Linked DNA regions of Homo sapiens: region 2 is linked to region 1. A link is a loop called in an ENCODE intact Hi-C map of the cell type or tissue named here. Cell type or tissue: Caco-2. All regions are shown on one strand. Links, peaks and the distances in the headings refer to the core of each region. The heading gives the core; the rest is flanking DNA.

Region 1 (10,694 bases), core at 1,557-9,556:
ATGTGGAAGGACAGTCGTGAATGCAGGGGCAGGGGCAAGATGATGGTGGGGAAGTCAACAAGGACTCAGATCTTGTGGGGTACAAGTGACTGTGGTAAGAAGTTTAAATTTTGAAGCCAAACTCGGGAGAGAGGTGAGGAGAGGTGGGAAAAACAGTTACAAGCTTACTAGGATAATCCAGGGGCCAGATGAGATGGCTTGACTAGGGCACCAGAAATAGAAAGGGAAAAAAGGGGTGGATTCAAGATATGTTTTCATTCTCACCCATGAAAAATTATCAAAAATTAATGGTGATGATATGCATTTCCTTAGCCTCATCGTTCACCAAGCACAAGTGCTCACTCTAAGTGAATTAAGCTCTGTCCCCACAGTGACAAAACAACCATGCAATTCATTCAATTCAATGAAGAAGTAAAACCAATTAGTGTAGAGAAAATAATCAGATTGGCCAAATGTCTTCCCAACAGGTTGTTTTGGTTTTTAAGCTTAAGTAGAAAGGTCATGTGCACATTTGACCAATAACTTCTGACTCATCTATGAAAGTAAAGGAAGAAAATCCACTGATCTAATTTGTTTTTGACCCTGCAGTCTACAGAGAAAAGTGAATTATCTTTAATAATTGTGAAAAATGCTCAAATAATGTCACTGAAGTGTGTTAAACTGATTTGGATTATTGAGGAAGGACACTAACTTGCTTTTAAATGAATGGCCCTTTTCAAAAAGGAAGTAGTTCCCTGGCCAAATTTTAAATCACAGAATGTGATTCCATTGAGGCTTCAGCATCACACTGTATGAATCACTTCCTACATCCTCAGAAATTACAAACTCCACTGTCTTAATGCCATCTTCAGAAATTCGATCGCTCTTACACAATTATGGGACTCTTATTAGAGAGACCATCTCTCATCACAGCTCTCTGTGCCGTGCTGTTCTTTCCCTGATTAAAGGCTGTGTTTTTAATAACTTCCCTCAGAAATAATTGCCAGACTGCATTTAGAGGAAGAGGCCACTTAAAGTGTTACAGCAATTTTAAATGTGGCCATCTTGAAAAGGCTACAGGAAACTGTAAAATACTTAGAAAGAAAATGAAATAAATAAACAACATGATGAAACTTACAACATAACTGTAGACATCTTTAATGCCAAATCTTCTTCCAGCTGCCTAATGTCTAGGCCTTATTAAAATGCTATAAACGCACTGCTCAAATATCATTAACTAAAAATGTAAGTAATTTGATATATTTCTTTTGGTTTGTCCCAATACACCAAAACTCCATGAATGTGGATTCCAAAGACTGAATTATTATTTAAAAAAAGGGTTAAAAATGAGTCTATAAAATCAACCTTCTAAGCAAGCTGCAAATATAAACAAGAATATAGGAGTAATTTCCTAGACTATTAATTAATCTGTGATTAAATTGTTTAGAAGCATCCCGGGAATTAACAGATCCACAATGTGCTAGCAATTACTTATAGAAAGCTGGGCAGATCTCTAAAAGTAATAACTTTGTGGACAGTTATTTATTCAAATATTTTTAAGCCTGTTTTCGAGCCTATGTTATTGAGCCTAAATATTTACTGAGCACCAAGCACAACCAACAACCGTGCCAAGAACTGTGCTAAACACAGGGCATTTGTTCTGTGGAAAACGAGGCAGACACACCCACATGATAATTATAGTTCAACGGGGGAGAAATTCAGTAAGCAAATAATTATATAAAAAATTCACCAAGCAAATATAGTAAATAGCATGAAAGAAAAAGCACGAAGGTGCTGGGTGGCCATGAAATAGGACCCCAACCCAACCTGTATCTATGGAAAAGAGCAAAACTATGCACACAGTAAATCATCTGACATCACCCCTGTCCTGGATGGCTTTCTAAGTCTGAATCATCTATACATGTAATTATTCAACCAATTTTCTTTAAGTCTCTGTTGCATACCTGACGTTATGCTAAAGTTTCTTTGACAGTAAATTCATTTGTTTCTGCAATCCTATTACATTTTTTGTTTATGAAGCCTCTTTACGAAAAAAATGGCTAAAAATGATGGAAGAAAGAGGTTTTATTCCTCTCAGGCAGAGAGAATGGGAGACGTTGGATGTCAATGCCAATCAAAAAATAATCAGAAGTCAGTGGGCGGTGAGCAGTGAGAAGCAGCTCCGACTTCAGCTGCACAGGCAGGGAGGGTTGGGGGAGAGGACCAGAAAGATGGATTTATCAAGTACAGCCTCGGGTATTTCTGCACTATCCTAATGCAATCTTTTGAAAGTTTGCCTCTAAGTAATCATAAACTAATCTTTTACTTCAACAACCATTTTTCTTAGTAATTTTCATCTCTTTTCTATTTCTCTGATGAAAGGCAATCAAGATAACCACCCTCCCCTCACAGAAATCCTGAATTCAGTGCAAAGCGGTGTTTAAAATTTTGCTTTAAAAATTCTGTCATGTCCAGACATCAAGTGTGTGCCCTTAAAATACAGAGTGAAAATAGGATTATGAAATTAGAGAAGGAAAAAAGACAATAAAAAAGAAAATGCCATTTGAAAGATTGAAAGCCAAAACAGAAACTGGCTGATATACTTTGTGTAACATTCTTTTAAAAGTTTCTTGTTGCTAAATGAAAATTGTCTATGTGGGTCTCTTCCCTGGGACATTATCGATATACCTGAAACAGCTTCTCATCTTTCCTCAAGATTTACACCCTAGAATGAAGGAGAAATTATTCTGTTTCAGCAATTTCAGAGCACTATGACTTCATAGCTTTGGGGATAGTTCTCCATTAATTCTAATGAGAAAAGATGTCGGAAGTCCTGTCAGAGAAGGAGAGTGAAGGCACAGAGAGAGAAGAGGGCTCTGGAGAGACCCCCAGACCCATCCCTGGCCTCTTGCTGGCTCCAAATACCTCAGAAATCCCTTCAGAGGAGGATTATGTGAGCGCAAGGAGACAGACTGCGGAGGGAGAGGTGAGCTGGCCCAGGCCCGTGATGAACAAACAAAAGAAACCACCGAAGAAAACCAAAGTGAACAAAGCCAATGTCTACCTTTGTGCCAGAGATGTATTCAACCCTCTTCATACAGTATTTAGAAATTGTATCTTTTATGTGTGTGTAATTAGGTAAAGGTTTTACTTCAGAAACCATATGTAATCACCGTTGTCTCTCCATTTCTGTTCCTGAGATGAACGTGTTTTGATCACTTTTTCCTCTCAGATACTTTCTCCAAATTCAGTGAATGGGGCTGATTTGAAACATTTCAGTGACTTTAAAGCTTGGTCGTGTACAGAATTCAACAGTGTTCCTTCATCAAATGAAATAATGAAAACTGCCCAGGAACAGTCTTTGAAAAGTTTATTTCAAAATTGACTGAGGAAAATGCATTTTGTGGGTTTGTTAAAAACCAGTGGTTCCGAAGCAAGGGTGATGTCTGGAGAAATTTTGGGTGGTCCTGACTCGGAGTGGAGGGGATGCTCCTGGCATGTTGTGGGTGGAGACCAGCAACCCTGCTACACATCCCACACTGCAACAAATAATGGAGTGTCGCCAAATGTCAGCAGTGCCCAGGTTGAGAAACCCTAGTTTAAACCAAAGATCACAAACTCAAATGCTACAGGAGCCAGACAAATTGCTAATTCGGGTGCCTGCCTGGGGATGGCCAAACAGCAAGCCCAGGCCCCAGGGGCGGCTGACCCCTAGCTCCAGCCAACTGAGACAATGAAGGCCGGAGGGTCCAGCTCACCAGATCTGTTTGTTTTTCAGGAGAAAAATCAAAATCTGTATTTCACATGCTTTCAAACATTCATAACTAATTAGTTTTCAAAACGACAGTAGCATTGTGCTACCCAACACATCTGTGGCCTGAATTTGAATGAGAGGCCGCTTGGTGGTGACCTCTTGTTATTTAAGAAACTCACATGCGCCGCCCACTCTGATAGCAAAGCTTCACCGTGGCTTTGTTTGCTCTCTTGCTGAAGCAAAGTTTCTTTTTAAAAATACTGTTAAAAATATTGATGGGAGAGTAAGTCCGTTTTTGAAAAGTAATTTGGTGGTATCTTATAAGGTGAAATAAGTAAGTATAAAACCATTGATCCAGCAATTGCTCTTTGGGAAATCAGGCAAGAATGTGTACTGCAGCAATAGTTGTGGTAGGAAAAACAATAGGCATCAACATAAACATCCATCAATAAAGGAAGGGATGAACAGATAAATAGTAGTACATCCAAACTAGGGGATTGTATGCCACTATTAAAACAATCTATATACGTATCGGCCTAGAGTTATATACAAAACATATTAAGAAGAAAAGAATTGGCGATTACTACATCTGGTATGAGCCTTTGTGTAAAAAACAACAACAAAAGGTGTCTGTCTGTATTTGTTTATGAGTGGAGAAAGATGTAGAAGGATGTGTGCCAACCTAACTCTGATGGCCTCAGGGGCAGTGTGGCTGGAAGTTGTCAGGCTTTCCTTGGATAAGTCAATGCTACTTTCTTTTTTGCAACAAACATGATATTGCGTTATCAGTTGGAAAGAAAAATAAGAGACACATAATCATATTGGTTCTAAAATTCAAACTCAAAATAATGAGGAAAACCCCCAAAGTGTATTATACCTGAATATGCTCAGGCAAAACTAAAAGTCAAATCAGTCCTCTTACCAGAAGATCAGAACAGGTTGCTGAAAGACAGAGATAAATCCTCACACACCAGTAACTAAAATTTAGTTTTTCAGGCACAGAAAAACTGAGAGATTCATGAAAGGAAGAGAAAAATATATTTTTTCCACCTCTAGCCAAATCTAGAGTATTTCTGTACTATCCTATTTTTTTTGAAACTTTGCCTCTCTCAGTAATAGTTTTAAATCTGTTTTTTTTCCCAGAAACCACTTTTCTCTATGGTTCTCATTCGTCTTCTCTTTCTTTGATGAAAGGCAATCAGTTGAAGAACACTTCACTTACCATTTTCTCCAAAAAAACATTTTTAGTGGGGAAAGTATGCTTAAAATCTTTTGGTAAGTCAAAACTTTAATCATGCCCAGACAAGAAGAGAATGCGCTAAAATAAAGAGAGGATAAATTGTGAGGAAGAAAGAAAACTAAATGAAGGGAAAAAAAAATTGTTAATATTATTTGCATTCTTCAGTGCCAAAATTGAATCAGGAGAATCTACTTTATGGATCATTAATTTCAAACTTTCTTAACTCTAAATGAAAATTGTAGAGAGAAAAGTTCAGGTTTTGGGATATAATTGATGTGTTTAAGCAATTGCCTCATCATTTCTTAAGATTTACACTCTGGGGAAGGAGATGTTATCCTGTTTCAGCAATTCTGTAAGCAATATTACTTAACTAATGGCTTTAGGAAAAGAATATCTCCCTATTAATTCTTACAGGAAAAATAATGGTACAGAGCCATTAGTTCTAGTCAGAGAAACAAGGAGGGAGTGAGTGGATGAGGGAGTCCTAGGGTTCAGGCTGCCATTTTGTTTCTCCTTGGGAAAACATTTTGAGGCGATTTGTGACAGAGAGATGGGGCACAACAAACACCAAGGGTGTCTCCTCCCACCTCCCTCTGTCTACTTATGGCAGAGTAACACAAGTGCAAAGGATAAAAAGAAGAAATAACTCTCATCTACTTGATTTCAGAGAATTACGTCACCATCCTCACATAATACTTAGCTATTCGACCTCTTCAACGTGATTAGGTAAACCTTTTACCTCTAAAAGTACCTGTCTGAGCAGTTTTCTTTGCTTTTCTATTTTTTCAATGAAAGGCAGCTGCGTTGATAACTTCAGCCTCAGAGGAATTTTCCTAAACTATGTTAGTGGGGGAAAAAAATCCAGTTAAAATATTTCAATCACTTAAAACCTTAGGTATGTGCTGAATTCAAAAGAAAAGATTCCATTAAGAGGGAAAGTAAATAAGACAACGGGAAAGAATAGAGGTCTCCCTCATCCCCTGCCCTGCCTTGCCCTGGAGTTAAATACAGGTTTATTGCTAATAATTAAGAAGCTCTATTCTATGTACTTGTTGTAGTATACACGTAGCTGAAGATAAAACAAAATAGGACAGAATTACACAATGATTGGTATTGTGGTAAATGCCACAGAGGAGATGGGTTATGAATCATCCCATCTCCACACCACCAGGGCGCTTCATCTGCTTTGAGAGTCTGAGGTGACCAGCCTGAGGAATCGCTAAAATGCCACCTCACAAAACCATCTAAGGAGGGTTGACTTGGTGATGAAGCCTCAGCCCTGGTTCCTCAGAGAGATGTGGCTGAAGGACTCATCGAAAGAGCAGAAAAATACATTTATCAAAATCTAGCAACCCATACCAGGGTACTTCTCTTTCCTAGTGCAATTTTTTGAAAGTTTGTCTCTTCTAAAGTAATCATACATTTTATTTCAGAAATTACTTTTCTTAGTGGTACTCATTTCTCTTATTTCTTTGATAAAAGGTAATCAATTTAAGATTTCCCATTTAGAGATTTGTTTTTCTTTTTCCAAACAATATTTAGCGGAAAGTCATATTTAAAATCAATCGTTAATATTTGTGCCTAGACCACAAGTGTGTATCTAAAATTTAGACAGCAAAAGGATATATGAGGAGAAAAAATATAATTAGTGAAAATACCTTCTGAAATATATGATGCCAAAATTGAAATCAAGAGTATCTACTGTTTGAATGATTATTTTCAATGTTTCTCAATACTGGATGAGTTCATAAACAACAGCCCATTTCTTGAAATATAATTAAGGTATTGGAGAGAGCTCATTTTTCCTCAAGATTTGCATCCTTAAAAAGGAGAAATTGATCCATTTCAATAATAATAGCTGGGAAGAAAGATCTCCCCTTCTCTCCTTCATTAATCCTGAGGGGGGAAAAATGGGCTCTTGTCAAACTAGAAACAGAAACAAGAAAGAAAATATTAGAGTTGGCGTCATCAATTTTGGTTTTCTAATCACCTTAGGAAAGAAAACATTCTAAGTCCAGCCTTTGTGAAGCAACAAATATTGAAGGAGCATTTAGGGCTTCGCTCAAACCAAGACTTCAGACGAGTAAAACTTAATTCGACAAGAAAACCAGCAAAAGACGATGGGGGAATATTGTTCTGTTTTCATAACGTGTTTAGATATTCCATCTCGTGGAGTACTTAGGCGATTGTACTTTTCTTTCTTCTCTTTCAGTTCTCTTATTTTTTGTGGCGTAGAGGAAAGTGAAGCATTTGGAAAGCAGAAAACTTCCTTTCACCCAGATATTTCTTCTAAACAATACTAAAGGAACAGTCAATTTGAATATTTCAGTAATATAAAATCCTATTCAGGTACCAAATTCAACAGCATTTCTTCAATACTGTTTAAGACAAGAGGACTGAGATAAAGAGGAAAGAAATAAACATTGCCCAAAATACTCTTTAAAAACTTTCACATACAGAAATTTACTCAAGAATCTACGCTTTCTGGCTTATTTTACAAGTGTCATTTTCTTATAAACGTTTCTTACAAAAGTTTTCTTATATATGTTTCTTATAAACGTATAAAAGTTTGTAATAAAAGCAGCTCAACCGGGTGGACTGTGGGGTCACCGAAATACTTTCAACTTGGCTTCTTTTCTCAAGATTTCCACCTCAAAAGAGAGAGTACTTCGGGAACTGCAACCCTTAGCAATGCAGCTCAAGTGGCATTTTTTTTTTTCAGCAAAAGCCTCTCAATGGTTTCTGTGGGTTCTGATTAAAAAAAAATAGAGGGGGCCGGTTATGAGTTCTTTTAGACCAAAGCAAGGAATAAAATATCAAGACTTAGCTCTGCTCTGCTATGAAGAGATCATGGAGACTTGAACCTCAAGGTCGCATGTAACTTGGAAGCTGAGACGTGGGGTAGCAAAGAGGAATGGAGGAATAATAGGAAGAGAGGGGCCAAATTCTTACAGAATTCTAAGAAGTCTCTCCTTTGTCCTCACACCAGCTGTAGAAATTATTTTACAATATAAAACTTTAATTATAGGACTTTTTTTTCTTTTTTACCTCAGAAACTATCTCCTAGACGCACAGTAGCATCTCTATCTTCCTGTAAATTTCTTCAGTCTGGTTAAAATGCATTAAAAATTTACAAGCTCAGTTACACACAAACCCAAAAGCTTACCTGAAAATACAGGTAGGACGACAAAAGCAACATTTAGGAAAGAGAGGGAATAAAAAGGAAGAGTATTTCCCTAGAAATATTTTTATTTATTTATTTATTTATTTATTTTTTGAGACGGAGGCTCGCTCTGTCGCCCAGGCTGGAGTGCAGTGGCGCCATCTTGGCTCACTGCAAGCTCCGCCTCCCGGGTTCACGCCATTCTCCTGCCTCAGCCTCCGGAGTAGCTGGGACTACAGGCGCCCGCCACCACGCCCGGCTAATTTTTTTGTATTTTTAGTAGAGACGGGGTTTCACCGTGTTAGCCAGGATGGTCTCCATCTCCTGACCTCGTGATCCGCCCGCCTCAGCCTCCCAAAGTGCTGGGATTACAGGAGTGAGCCACCGCGCCCGGCCCCTAGAAATAATTTTCAAACCAACCAAATCAATCAGTAAATCTCATTTCTAGATGTTTTTAAAAGAGCAGCAATTGATGTATTATTAGAACTGCCTAGAAAGTCCATTTTTGAGGTGTAGAAAAAGCCTTTACATCTTTCCTGAAGGATTCTATTCTACCACTCACAAAAGGAGTCTCTTTGGCAATTCTAAAGCAATAGAGGAAAGGACATCTATGATCTGACAGAAAATGGGAGGTAGCCTTTAACCCTTGTCCGAAGAAGAGTGTAAACAATGTCAAGCATCCAGAAAATTCCAACTGCAGAAGGGGTGGAGAATGCCGCAGGAGGGGAATCTTGTGGCAGGCACACAATTCCGCACAGAGGATAGACAGCAGCTGGGGGACTGTGGGGGTAGGTGGGGGTGGGGGTGAGAAGAACAGAATAAAAAATACACAAACCTTCCCCAAGGGGAGAGAAGGTAATCTTTAGAGTCTTCCACGCTTCCACTTCCCTGAATCCTCCCCTGGGGGTGGTCTTAGGCAGGGGTGGGGGCTGGAGGAACCAGTTCACCATAGCACAGGGCTGTCTACCTGGGTATTTTCTTGAGTGAGACAAAACTGGAGAAGTAAGACTGTGCTGCCCCAGAATCTTCTCTCAATAGAAGTCACAAGGTCTGCTTAAAATGCTTACAGATGGCCGGGTGCGGTGGCTCACGCCTGTAATCCCAGCACTCTGGGAGGCCAAGGTGGGCGGATCGCCTGAGGTCAGGAGTTCAAGACCAGCCTGGCCAACATGGTGAAACGCTGTCTCTACGAAAAATACAAAAACTAGCCAGGCGTGGTGGCGCGCGCCTGTAATCCCAGCTACTCGGGAGGCTGAGGCAGGAGAATCGCTTGAACCCAGGAGGAAGAGGTTGCAGTGAGCCAAGGTCACTATACTCCAGCCTGGGCGACAGAGCGAGACTCTATCTCAAAAAAAAAAAAAAAAAAGTGTTTACAGAAAGAAAGAATAACTAAATCAAGGATGTAAAATGAAAGTCACATAAAAGATGAAAGAAGGGGGGAAACTTGAACCGTAAGCAGTTGTCATCAAAAATGTATTCGAGAAATCTTCTTGGCTTATCTTTTAAAATATGTTATGACTAAATTCAAATCACAAAAGAATACACAGCTTAAATGATAATGCAGTAAACTAACATAATGGTTTTGAAATCAAGTAGTTTACACTGTTTCTATGAACACTGACAGAAAAATAATGAGAAAATTGCATGAACATCCAACAAAACCTGAGGGCTGGAAGCGCTGGGAATGGGTTTGGTTTGGTTTTCTCACTCAGGCCATCATAAAAATTTATTAAAGAAAAAAAAAGTCAATGTGGAGAAAGGGGAAGAAAAATGGGAAGTGGGCCTGTACCCCAAAGGATGCTGGGTGAGGGGAACAAAAGAAAAATAATTGTCATATCTACATGCTTTCTATCACTTCATGGAGTCTTCAACTTCTCTATGCAAAAGCAACCTTCAAAACTTCTATTTGGGGGAATGTATTCATCCATTTTACCTCCAATATTCCAATATTTCTCTCATAGAGAGGAAAACACAGCTACCATTTTCCTTGCTGAACCTCTTCCGGCCCTGCGTCTGCTGTGTGTGACTGTCAAGTATGCTTCGTGATTATGAAACTTATCTCAGGGAAAGAAATCCATACCCAGGCTCTAATAGATACAAGGGGGAGAGGACGAGAGGAGATGAAATAGCATGAGGTGGATAATAAAATTTAAAATAGTTTTAGCATAGAAATGTACCCTGTATATAAGATCTCATCTTGGTGCTCATTATAGCTTCTGGGTGTATTTTCTAAGCCAGAAGGGTGCAGCTTTGATGCTGTCTCCCTCACGAATCTCAAAGAGAAAAGAAAGTTAAGCCTTCTTCTTCCATGTATTAGCTTTGAAAACAAAGAAAGCAAATGTGGCCTTTCCTTTGTGGCAAAGTCAAGGTTGGACAATCTAGGCGACTGGCTGCTCCTCTCCTCTGGTCAGGGTGTTTGGCTAAAGTGCCCCAGGTCTTGAAAAGGCCAGGCCTTACCTAAGCCAAGCAACCCCAGGCAGAGGGGTGGGCAGAGACCACATGAGAAGTAGAGAGGAAGAGAGAGAGAAATCGAGATGCACTGATTCCAGAGGAAACTG
Region 2 (10,694 bases), core at 1,757-9,756, 51 kb before region 1:
CTTCTCAGGGCACTTGTGGTCAAAGGACCCTCCTTTCATAACAGATGGGGTTGGGGGAGGGGCAGTGCTTCACATCTGTAATTCCAGCTCTTTGAGAGGCCAAGGTGGATGGATTGCTTGAGCCTGGGAGTTCAAGACCAGCCTGGGCAACATAGCGAGACCTCATCTCTAAAAAATGGGGTTGAATTGGGTCCTGCCCTCTACTAGCCTTAACGACCAGCTTCTGAAAACTAGAAAGCAGCTGAAGTGACCAGAGCAGTTTCTGAGGACAGTCCAAAAGAGTGCTACAACATCCCCCTGGCTTGATAGCTCAGGACACCTGTCCTCTGAACACAGCTGCTGTACCAGGAGGAAGCCCTAACAAGCCCACCTGGAGAGATCACCTGGAGAAACCTACGTGGAGAGAAACCGAGGCCTCCCAGCCGACCACCAGTGTCAGCCACTGACCTGAGTGAATGTGCCTTCCGATGATTTGAGCTCCCAGCCCTCAAGACTTCCAACTGAGGAATAGCTGTCCCGCTGTACCCTGTCCGAACTTCCCACCCACACAATCCATGAGCATAATAAATGGTTGTTTTACAGCACTAAACTCTGGGTAAATTGGTACAGAGCTGCAGTAACTAGAGTAGCACTCAAGCTTCCAGCACTGAAGCTGATGCTGAAGTTCTCCATCCCCCCACTCCCATCCCATCCTGCCTAGCCCTTGAATCCAAGTGTTTATTTGTTTGTTTTTGCACTTGATGCTTTGAAAATAAGAAAAACCCAAGACTCACAATATCTTCTGTTCCTGCTGGGCTAGAATTTGGATCATTTTAGTATTATCTTTGTTTGTTGGGGCTACTATAACAAAACGCCATAAGCTGGGTGGCTGATAAACCGCAGAGTTTTATTTTTCACATTTTTGGGGTCTGGAAAACCAAGATCAAGGTGCTGGTAGATTCGGTGTTTAATAAGGGCTCGATTTCTGATCATGGATGGTGACTTCTCACTGCATCCTCAGTTGTGGAAGGGTCAAGGCAGCTCTCTGGGGGTCTCTTTTCTAAGGACACCAACCCCATTCATGAGGGCTGCAACCCTCATGACTTAATCACCCCTCAAGGGCCCCACCTCCTGACATCATCACCTTCATGGATAGGATTTCAACAGATAAATCTGGAGAGGACAAATATTCAGACCATAATAATTACTATCTCTTTGGAATTAAAATTTCCATCTTCAACAAAATAAAAAGTTCTTGGATTGGGGGATGGCTGGAGGAATAGAAAATATACTAATCAGCTAAAAGGAGAAAAGGAGTAGGAGGAGGTTTCCGGGTACCATGTTCAGACACAGGAGGTATCATGGCTGCTTAGACCACTCTCTGGGTCTATGGCCTTCAGTAGCTTGAAGCCGACCACCACTTGTCTTCACTGGGACTAAAAATCAACAAACCCTGGATGAGCCTCTCAGGCACCAGGAGGTGCTAGCCAAATACCAGGATGGAGCTGGCCCTGCCCTCTGGGTCTTCTACTCTAGTTGAGGTAAGGAAGTTCAGAAATAGATCGCCAAGGATCCAGGATGCTGAGAACATAAAACGCCGCACAGAGCTAAGAGAAGAAGACAGTGTGTTCAGCTGGATGATCAGAGGAGGCAGCATTGTCCTTGGTCCCTAAAGCAAGCCGGGCGCCATGATTTGAGGCAGCAGCCTGCAGTGACACTCGCCAACACCAGCTCTCAAGCGAAAGAGCTCCCTTTCCTACTGTTCTTCTGGCTTCTGACGATGGCCAGGGCAATGACTCGATGTGTCTTTAACAGCTCTCGAACAGAGAGAGAGCTGTACAAAGGGATTTTTGAACAAAGGGATACAAAAGGAATGTAGCAGGCCATAGGCTTGTACAAAGGGATAGCAGGCCATAGGCTTGGAGCCTTTGTCAGGCTGTGGAATCGGGCTTACTGTGCATGGTAGTGATTGACATAAAATTCCTTTCTAAATTAATACACTTAAGTCAAGTAAAGGTAACCTCAATTACAATATGAAGTAATTCATTGTAAAGCCGGCTTGGAGACTTGGCAAGATCACAAAGCCTTCTGGGTTCCAGGCTAAGAAATGTGCAAAGGAAATATACAATTCATGTAACTCAATGGCAAGCTGGTGGTTTCCATCATTGTTTTGCCCTTGTGACAACTCAACAAAATTTATGCTAACATTATCCCCATCTCACAGATTAAAAAACTAAGGCTCGAAAAGGTCAAAGTAACCAGCCTACAACCATGCATCTATTAAGTGGCAGTCTATCAGGATTCAAATTTGACTCCACATGATTCCAGGGACAGAGTTCATAATGCTTAAGCAGCGCTGCCTCTGGAACTCATACCCAAGGTTTTAATGGTTCCCATTTTCTTCTGTGTATCATTGACAACTCACTGCCTCTCCATCTGTCTAGTTTCCATTCCATAATCTCTGATGGAAGGTCATGTAAAGGAATGATGACCTCTACAGAGGACACGAATGAATAGGCATTCTTCTCCGCAGACGTCTGCCAATATTCCTTGATCCTCCTTCACTGCCTCAGCATCCAATGTGCCCCTAGGAGAAGTCATGTATCAGGACACTGCTGGGGCTCGGCCAAGTGCACGGCTTGGTCATTGTGTTTATTTTTCCTCAACTTTTTCCAAGTCAGCAGATGTGCGACTGATACTTTGAGTCCTTACCACTTACATTTTGATTCAAAACCCAGCCATTAAGAATGTTGCAATTTATCTCAGATAAGCATCCCCTCAAGTTGTCTCTTTATGTGCTTTATGATTCTTTGAAGATTGTTTTTCCTTTAATTTAAGGGATTTAAGGGAGAGTAACATAATACATTATGTAGTTTTCCATCATGCTGGAATTTCTTCTCCCCACCCACCCACAGCAGCAGGAACTCTGGACTTACTCAAAAACCAAGTAATTAAGTGCTTTTCCATGTTGTCCAACTCTTAGCTGTGTCTTCCCTCACTGGCACGTGGTTCATTCTAAGATGCACTGGAGGAAGTGCCAGGCTCCAAATCCCTTGCTTTACAAATGAGGTACACTGTGTATAATATTCTCCGTGAAATAAAATGATCACAATGCATTCTGAACTTTAGTGCTATCAATAAAATGTGTTCAAAGCCTAAGAGAAATCGGGTGATCCCAAAAGCAACAAAACTTGTTCAAAAGAGTCCTGAAGTTTTTTCCTGTGTTTTCTGCTGTGGACATTTGCTGTTGTTGCCCTGCCAGCATCCCCATCCCTCCAGGTCTGGTAATGGACCACATCTTCCCCTGGGGAACCACCCCTCCCCTTCTCTGTCCAAGTGGTTTCAGGGGACGCTCCAGGGCCAGGCTTGTGACTATGGATTAACTAATCAGACCATACATCATCTTTGAGATAGGAAGAATAATGGTATCCCCAAAGATGTCCATGTCCTAATCCTCAGAACCTGTGAATATGTCAACTAACATGGCAAAAGGGATTTTAAGGGTGTGATTAAAGACATTGAGATGGGAGATGACCCTGGATTATCGGGGGTGGGGGGCGGTGGGCAATGTAATTTTTAAAAATGTTCTTTTAAGAGGGAGGGGGAGGGTCAGCGTCAGAGAAGCTGTGACAATGGAAACAGAAGTTGGGCTGGTACAAGGCTATGAGCAGAGGAACACAGGCAATGTCTAGAAAATGGAAAAGGCAAGGGAATGAATTCTTTCCTTCAGCCTCCAGAAGGCACATAGCCCTTCCAACCTATTTTTAGACTGCTGACCTCCAGAACTATAAGATAATCAATTGGTATTGTTTTAAACCATTAAGTTCATGATGATTTGTTGCAGCAGCAATAAGAAATTAATACAACTTTAAATATAGTGATTTGTCCAGAGATAGGCCCATGAGCCAAGCCTGGCTGCTCAGGACCCAGGAGATTCAGTTCTGGGACTTTGAAAAGAGGCTCTTCTGTTTTTCTGGGGAGCCGCTGAGAAAATCAGATGAAAGCTTGCTGGTGCCAGCAGTACTTGTCATCATGAGGTGAAAAGTCTCTCCGGGAATGGTGCCAACACAGAGTAATCGGTAGAAAGTAGAAAGTAGAAGTAGGGAATCAAGGCTAAGTCATAAGCCCTGGACCCAACATGGCTCCTTGGACCTTTCACCTACATCAGCCAAGACATCTCCATCTTTGCTGACACCAGTTCAAGTTAGGTTTCTTCCACTCGCAGTCAAAAGCATCCCGATGTGTTTTGTCTCAACTTACTGTGAGAGTGGAGTAGGCTGTAAAGAACATGGATGCTGCTCATGGTAATTGTCTCCAGAACCAGCAGCAGAATGGCTATGTTGGTTCATTGGTCAGGGAATGAGAAGAGCTACTGAAATAAATGCTTAGTTTTTTTCTAGAAAGTCTGAAATTTCACAGTTCTAGCAGGCAAGACATAAGTGCTCGTTCAAAACCATCTCTGGTGGGAGTAGAAACCATGCAGGGAAGAGAGAAAGAGTGGCCATTTGGACCCCGAAGCAGCACATTATACAACCATCCAATGCAATGCTAACCTGGAGCCTCATACCCATAGACAGACCACTTCCTGATGGAAGGGCACAGATTCCATCTCTCAACAGCACCCAGCCCTTGGGGGAAAAAGGTAAAGGAAGTCGATTTGTTTTTGGAATCTCTTGCATTTTGGTATTTGTTTTATTTCAGCAATGCCTCTAACTCATACCTTTCCCATCCCTCCCAGGAGCCCTGACCCAGACCGCATGCACGCACACACACACACACACACACACACACACACACAGTCTCAACTTATCTCAAACAACATGTGTGTACTTTAACTGGAGCCTTCAATGCCTCAGCCAAAGTTGGGAATTTCAAGCATCTCAGCAGATACATGGGAGAGATGCTTTTGAATAAGTTAAGTCAACATGCCACAAACACACCTGTGTGTTTTAATTACCTTGAAGTAGCCTTGACTTTTATCAGAGGAATTTTTCACAAGCTGTATCCCTTTAAAGTTCATATAGTGATGAGTCCCTGTGTCCACCAAATGCAGCCAATCACTGGATGTGGAAAACTTTCCAGCAGCTGCCAAATACCTTGATCTGTTTGCAGAATAAAAATATTCACATAAGCACTCCTTCATTCTCACCTCATTGCATGAAATCCTGACCAAAGCCACTTTAAGTCCCAGATCAAATGCTGCCCCTTCTAGCAACCTGATTTGCCTGTTTAAAAAAATAATATGTTGAGATCCTCCTGTAGCTGCTCAAACATTTAGACTTGCAGGAAAGCATAATGGCCTCACTCATGGGCTTTGAAGTCAAACAGACCTGGATCAAAATACTGACATCCCCCTTGCCTAGCTGTGTGACCTTGGGCAAGTCACTGCACCTCTTTGAGACTCAATTTCCTCATCTGTGAACTGAGGATAAGCGTTGTCGCACAGATTAAATGACAGTGAAGCATTGAATATAGGACCTGGAGCAAAATAAATAAGCATTGGATAAATGTTACCCAGCAGTGATAGTAGTTTTAGTAATTATGGTTATGTGCAAACTTTTGCCTCTCACCAGATTGGAAGTCCTTTGAGGATGGTGTATGAGTTATCCATTGCCACGTAATGTGCATTACAAGTGTTCCTCAAACTGCAATGATGGTCAGCAAAGCATCCAGTGGCTAGGCAGCTCTGTGGACTGCCTAGACCCCCTGCTGGACTCAGTCGTTTGTCTGGGGATAGCTGCTGGAGGATCCGGGTTGACCTTGACTGAGACAATGAGAATTACTCACCTCTACTCCCCAAGTCTCTTTTCCTCCAGCAGGCCAGCCAGGTATGTCCTTCTCATAGCAGGAGAAGGGGCTCCAGAGATGAAAGCTTAACACACGGGCCCCATGCAAGCCTCTGTTGGCTCCATGAACATCCCAATGGCCAAACCAAGTCCCATGGCCAAGCTGTTGTGACTCAGGAGGGCACACCATGGCAAAGGGTGTAGTAAGAGAGGTGTGAAGAATTGGGGCTATTTGCAATCTACCACAAGCAGGAAATGAAGTCCTACAACAGCCTAAAGTGCTGTCGTGGTCCTGAGAAATCCATTTGTAGATGCTGGCTGAGCTGAACATGAAGTTGGGCTCCAAACCTAAGTTGCCACTCTTAAACATCAAAAGCAGTGGTTAAAAATAGAGGAATTTATAGAGTGCAGGTGATTCATTGTTGTTGAGGCTTGTGGGTCCACCCCCCCACAAAAAAAAACAGCTAGCTTTTTTTCCTTACATGAAACTATTTAAACTTCTGTCCCCAGCGCTAGAGAAAAAAAAGATATTGAAGGTTCTGCATTCCTAGTATGTCACCTACTTTTCCTCCTCCCTCACACCTGGGAACAGTTCAAACTTGAAAGAGAAGTAAGGAAATGAACGGTGAGAGGGCAGCAAAAACCAATGGGACGGAGGAGAAGCCACTGCGGGTGGGGGAAGGAAGAACAGAAATCTAAGCTGGCTGCCGGATTCTGGAACTTTCAAAACCTAAAATAAGGAATGGACTTCACAGAACTTCTCAAGCTAGGGCACAGACGCATTTTCTTCTGAAAGAAATTTCACAATTGTGTTTTTAATGAGCTCAAACCACTTTAGCAGGACACAGTTAAACAAAAGAGTAACACAATCAAGCCCGGAAGTCATAATTCAGATTCAGAAATGCAGGGGGGGCAGGATTTGACCTGGTACCTTCTCAGAGACGTAGGACTCCGAGAGAGCAAAATCTCCTGCCGGAACGTGCTGATGGATTGGGGAGGAAATGGGAATCATTTGGCTTTAAAAAAAAAAAAAAAGAAAAAAAAAACCTTAGAATTAAACTCTTAGTTACTGAGATGTCGCAACTCACATCACTATGAAAGTCATGTAAAAGGGTTCTGTGTTTGTCCCTTTATTCATTCAACTACTTATTAAGCACCTACTGGGAGTCAGACACTTTTTCTAAGTACTAAGATTACCCCTGGGAACAAGATGGTGCCTCCATGAGATGCCTCCAAGAACTAAGACAAAACAAAGAATTAACTAATATGACATTGGGCTTGATGAAAGAGACAGTAATGGGAAGGGCAGAGAAAGATGTGTAGCGTGAAGAAACTGGCACCATTTTGACTGGAGTGAAGAGGAAATTTGAGCAGAGACTCAAAGAGGCGAACCCACGCAGTCATGGGAAGTGTTCCACACAGGTGGAAGTACACGGTAGGAATGGACTTCCTGGGTTCTGGGAGGAGCAATACGGCGACCCTATGAGGGATGCTCCGCTGCACCATCAACTCTCTTTTCAGATTACAGGTCAAGGACAGCTTCTTGGGGAAAACTCTGACCTCTCAGGCTAGGTTGAGTCACCCATTGCTGATGCTCCGGAGAAGACCCAGGACTTCTCCTTAGAGCATACTTCAGCATTTCTGAAGATACCACTTTCTCTGATCCTGTTTCTGGGCTGATGTGGAGAGTGTCTGTCACCCCTGCGACATTGCTAGAAGCTGCAGGTCACCATCTCCTTGTCCACCGCTGTGGTCCCAGTACCTAGGCTGGGGCCTGACAGGTGGTAGATGCTCCACAGAGGTGCTCGCTGCCCTCCCCGCATTCTCTTGTTTCATCTTCACAGCTCCACTGTGTGAGTGCTGCCGTTATCCCCACTTTCCGAATGCAGAAACCGAGACTCAGAAGGGGAGGTGGCTTGCCAGAGCCAGGCAGGTAGGCAAGGGGTGGGGAGAATGGTGGGAATCACGATTTTAACCCAGGTCTTTTTGACTCCAAAGTCCGAACAGCATGCCTCACCCTCTGGACAGGTGTTTAAACAGGCATGTGCATGTCACCCAGTCAGAGCCAGTGACTCATCAGCAACGTTGGTTGGAGCTTCCAGGAAAGAGATGCCATCTGCCCCACTGGAGAGCCTCGGGTTGAAGGCGAAGCCGTGGAAGACGGACCAGAGCCTGGAGGGGATCAGGCCTGCAGTGGCATCGTCGGAGGCACTGCATCACGCCTCACCTGAACGAGACATGCATCCGGGCACCCCAATCCCTATGTTCTAAGCCCATTTCCATCTATCTTTCACTTGGAACAACAATACTTTCTAATTGATAAAACATGTTAGTGTTGGTTATTGTCATCACCACTGGGGTGGTTGTTTTTATGGAAATTAAACACATAAAGTAGGTTAAAATATGGCCGTACTGCATATATGTTACCAGAGCTGGTTATATATCAAGTGTTCTAGAGAGGTTACCCTTGGTTTCCTCTTCTGCCCTAGTTCTCCAGTCTTCTCCATATGTAGCTTAGCTACCCTGCTAGACCAGCTGTCCCCACTCCCTGCTGTGGCCATCAGGACCAAATCAGCCCAGAAGGAATGAGATGCCTGGTGAGGCTCATAATAGGAAAATTCTAAGCCCATATCTGCCTTTTCCTCAATAGCATGAATAAGGGATTAATTCATGCCAGACGCTAAAGTCAGGCATATGATGGCAGTTAAGCCCACAAAAGATGAGTGACTGCCGCTCCAGCCTGAGCAATAGAGTGAGAACCTGTCTCACAAAAATAAAAATACATATAATGAAAGCACAGAACTCCATCATTAACATTCTAACAAGATATGACTGTGGGCTGTGGAGTTCCTGGCTGGCCTTCTCTTTCTGTGTTGGGGAGGTGTTAAAAATATGCTTTCATCAAAGGGAGGCTGTCCTGGGGCAGTCGGGATTGGAACAGAAGGAGGCAGCAGCCTTGTCATTATGCGATTTAGTATCAGTGTCATGTCCATGCACCTTATAACATTATCTCAGGCTCCACTCTTGAGCTTGCCTGCAGGGTAGCTGGTGGCAAGGGCCTGTGCATCACAGCTTGGGTTCAGATGCCACTCAAAGTATTCGCTGTGAGCATATTGCTTAGTTTCCTCCTTGGAAAAATAATCACCATAATGATACTAGCTAGCTCGCTAAGATCCTGATTGGGAGGACCTTAAGTGAGATACATGTGTATGATAATATGCACATCCTAATAACTGTACAAAAATAAGCTGTTATTATTTTTGTTACAATGACCACAGTGATAAAAATATTTGGGGACCCACCCTCCCCAACCCCGCTCCACCTGACTGGTTGAGTGGCTGGCCCTAGTTCTGTTCCATGTTTATGCATCCAGCAAACACTTGAATACCTCCTCGGTATCAGGCACAATGCTGACAGGCCTTGCCCCTACCCTCTAGGAGTTTATATTTTAGCAGGGAGGCAACATTTGTCTGGCCAAAGTAAAATGACAAATGTGACAGTGGCTGGAAGGACAAGTCCAAGGTGTTAGAACAGGGCAATGCAACCTTGGTCCCTGAGGAAGTGCTCCAGTGCTGAGAGGTGAAGAAGAGAACAGGTAAGAGGGAACATCCCGTTACATAGGAGGGCAGGTCTGGGCAGCCAGTGGGAGAGCAGCTGCCAGCATCTGGCTGGCTGGTGGGGCTGCTTCTGAGGCAGGACTCAGCTTCAGGCCTGAGGATTTCCAGCCAGTGTCCCTCCACTCTGGCAAAGGCCAGGCAGGTCTCACCAGGACCTGGGTGATCACAGTTGAGGGTGTGGCCCACGTTCCAAAGGGCTACCTGAGTGCTGCCTGGCTGCTGCCCCAGTGAAGTGGTGAAGCGCTGCCACCACCCCTCTGTTCCCATCGCCCAACGAAGCCTCCTTCCCCCAACAAGAGCTCCTTGTTCACTACAGAGCAACAGAAGCTGTCAGGCACTACTAGAGGTTGACTCTAAAGCAACCCTAGTTTGCAAAAAATCACTCCTTTTGCAAAGTAGAGGAATTATTTGTAAAGTGAAAAACTTTGTATCATGTCTGCTGCAAGGAGACCGAGAGACAGTCTGGAGGCAGCTCTAGCAACAGTCCGTCTCTCAGCTGAGAATTCTACTTTGGCTCTTGAAGGACATCTTAGGAGGAGCTTTCCACGCAGTGATTCCTGAGTGTGACGCAAGCACAGGCAGGATGCAGTTTACCTTCCACATGGCCAGATAGAAAACACCGGAGGTGGGTTTCTGCAAATCTGTAGATGAACCATAACCCATTATTGTGTTTAAAAGCCACAATTTCTTGAGTCTCCACTATGTGCCAGGCACCACACTAAGCTCTTCCATATCTGATCTCATTTTATCTTCATGTCAACCATTGGATAGGTACTCTTACAATCCCTTGTCGCCATCTGGGGAACTGAGGTCTGGACAAATTAAGTACCTGGACTCGGGTCATAAAGCTACGTAAATGGGGGTGTGAGGGCCATAATTGAGGTCTATCTGATGCCAATGCCAGGCATTTCATCGCTGTCTTGCACTCCCTTCTCTGTGGTAGCATGTCCTTGCCCTGGCACATCCCGCTGACGACAGGGGAGCCCCTCGATTTCAGGTACATGCCATCAACACCTTCATGTCCTCAGCTTCTTGCAGTATCTGGCAGGTGTTGGCACCCAACTGAAGCTCATCAAATGAGTTTGCTGAACTGAGCAAACATCTGCAAGCATGTGAACAAGGAGTGGTTGGTGTCAAGATGTCCTCTAACAGATGGGGTTTCTTTCAAATAGAAATGAACCCAGCCCCTTCTCTAGAGGAGAAAGCAGGAATCCCCTGCCTTGGGGATCTGTGTGCCTGTCACCACCTGAAGCCAACTTAACAAGGGCACCACCTTGGGAGCAGAGGCTGGGAGCATGCAGGTGGGATCAAA

What was found. Hi-C counts contacts between places; a loop is a spot of excess contacts. Peaks named below come from ENCODE experiments on the same cell type or tissue, not always from the same donor. Only the 100,000 strongest peaks of a DNase experiment are listed, where the experiment ranks them.
Region 2: it touches region 1 in a loop (8-fold over the local background); 2 of 110 quality-filtered maps call a loop at or near these places.

What each region holds. Positions count from the first base shown.
Region 1 is chr20:59,238,358-59,249,051 of GRCh38, reverse strand. All of the region lies in intron 4 of ZNF831 (zinc finger protein 831), which reads right to left. Among named protein-coding and RNA genes, the nearest start is that of EDN3, 57 kb to the left of the region's middle. In Caco-2, for the core only: a CTCF peak has its summit at 6,165; DNase peaks (open chromatin) are centred at 6,027 and 8,881.
Region 2 is chr20:59,289,063-59,299,756 of GRCh38, reverse strand. No RefSeq gene overlaps it. Among named protein-coding and RNA genes, the nearest start is that of EDN3, 6.2 kb to the left of the region's middle. In Caco-2, for the core only: no CTCF peak of the experiment used is centred there; DNase peaks (open chromatin) are centred at 4,826, 6,368 and 7,786.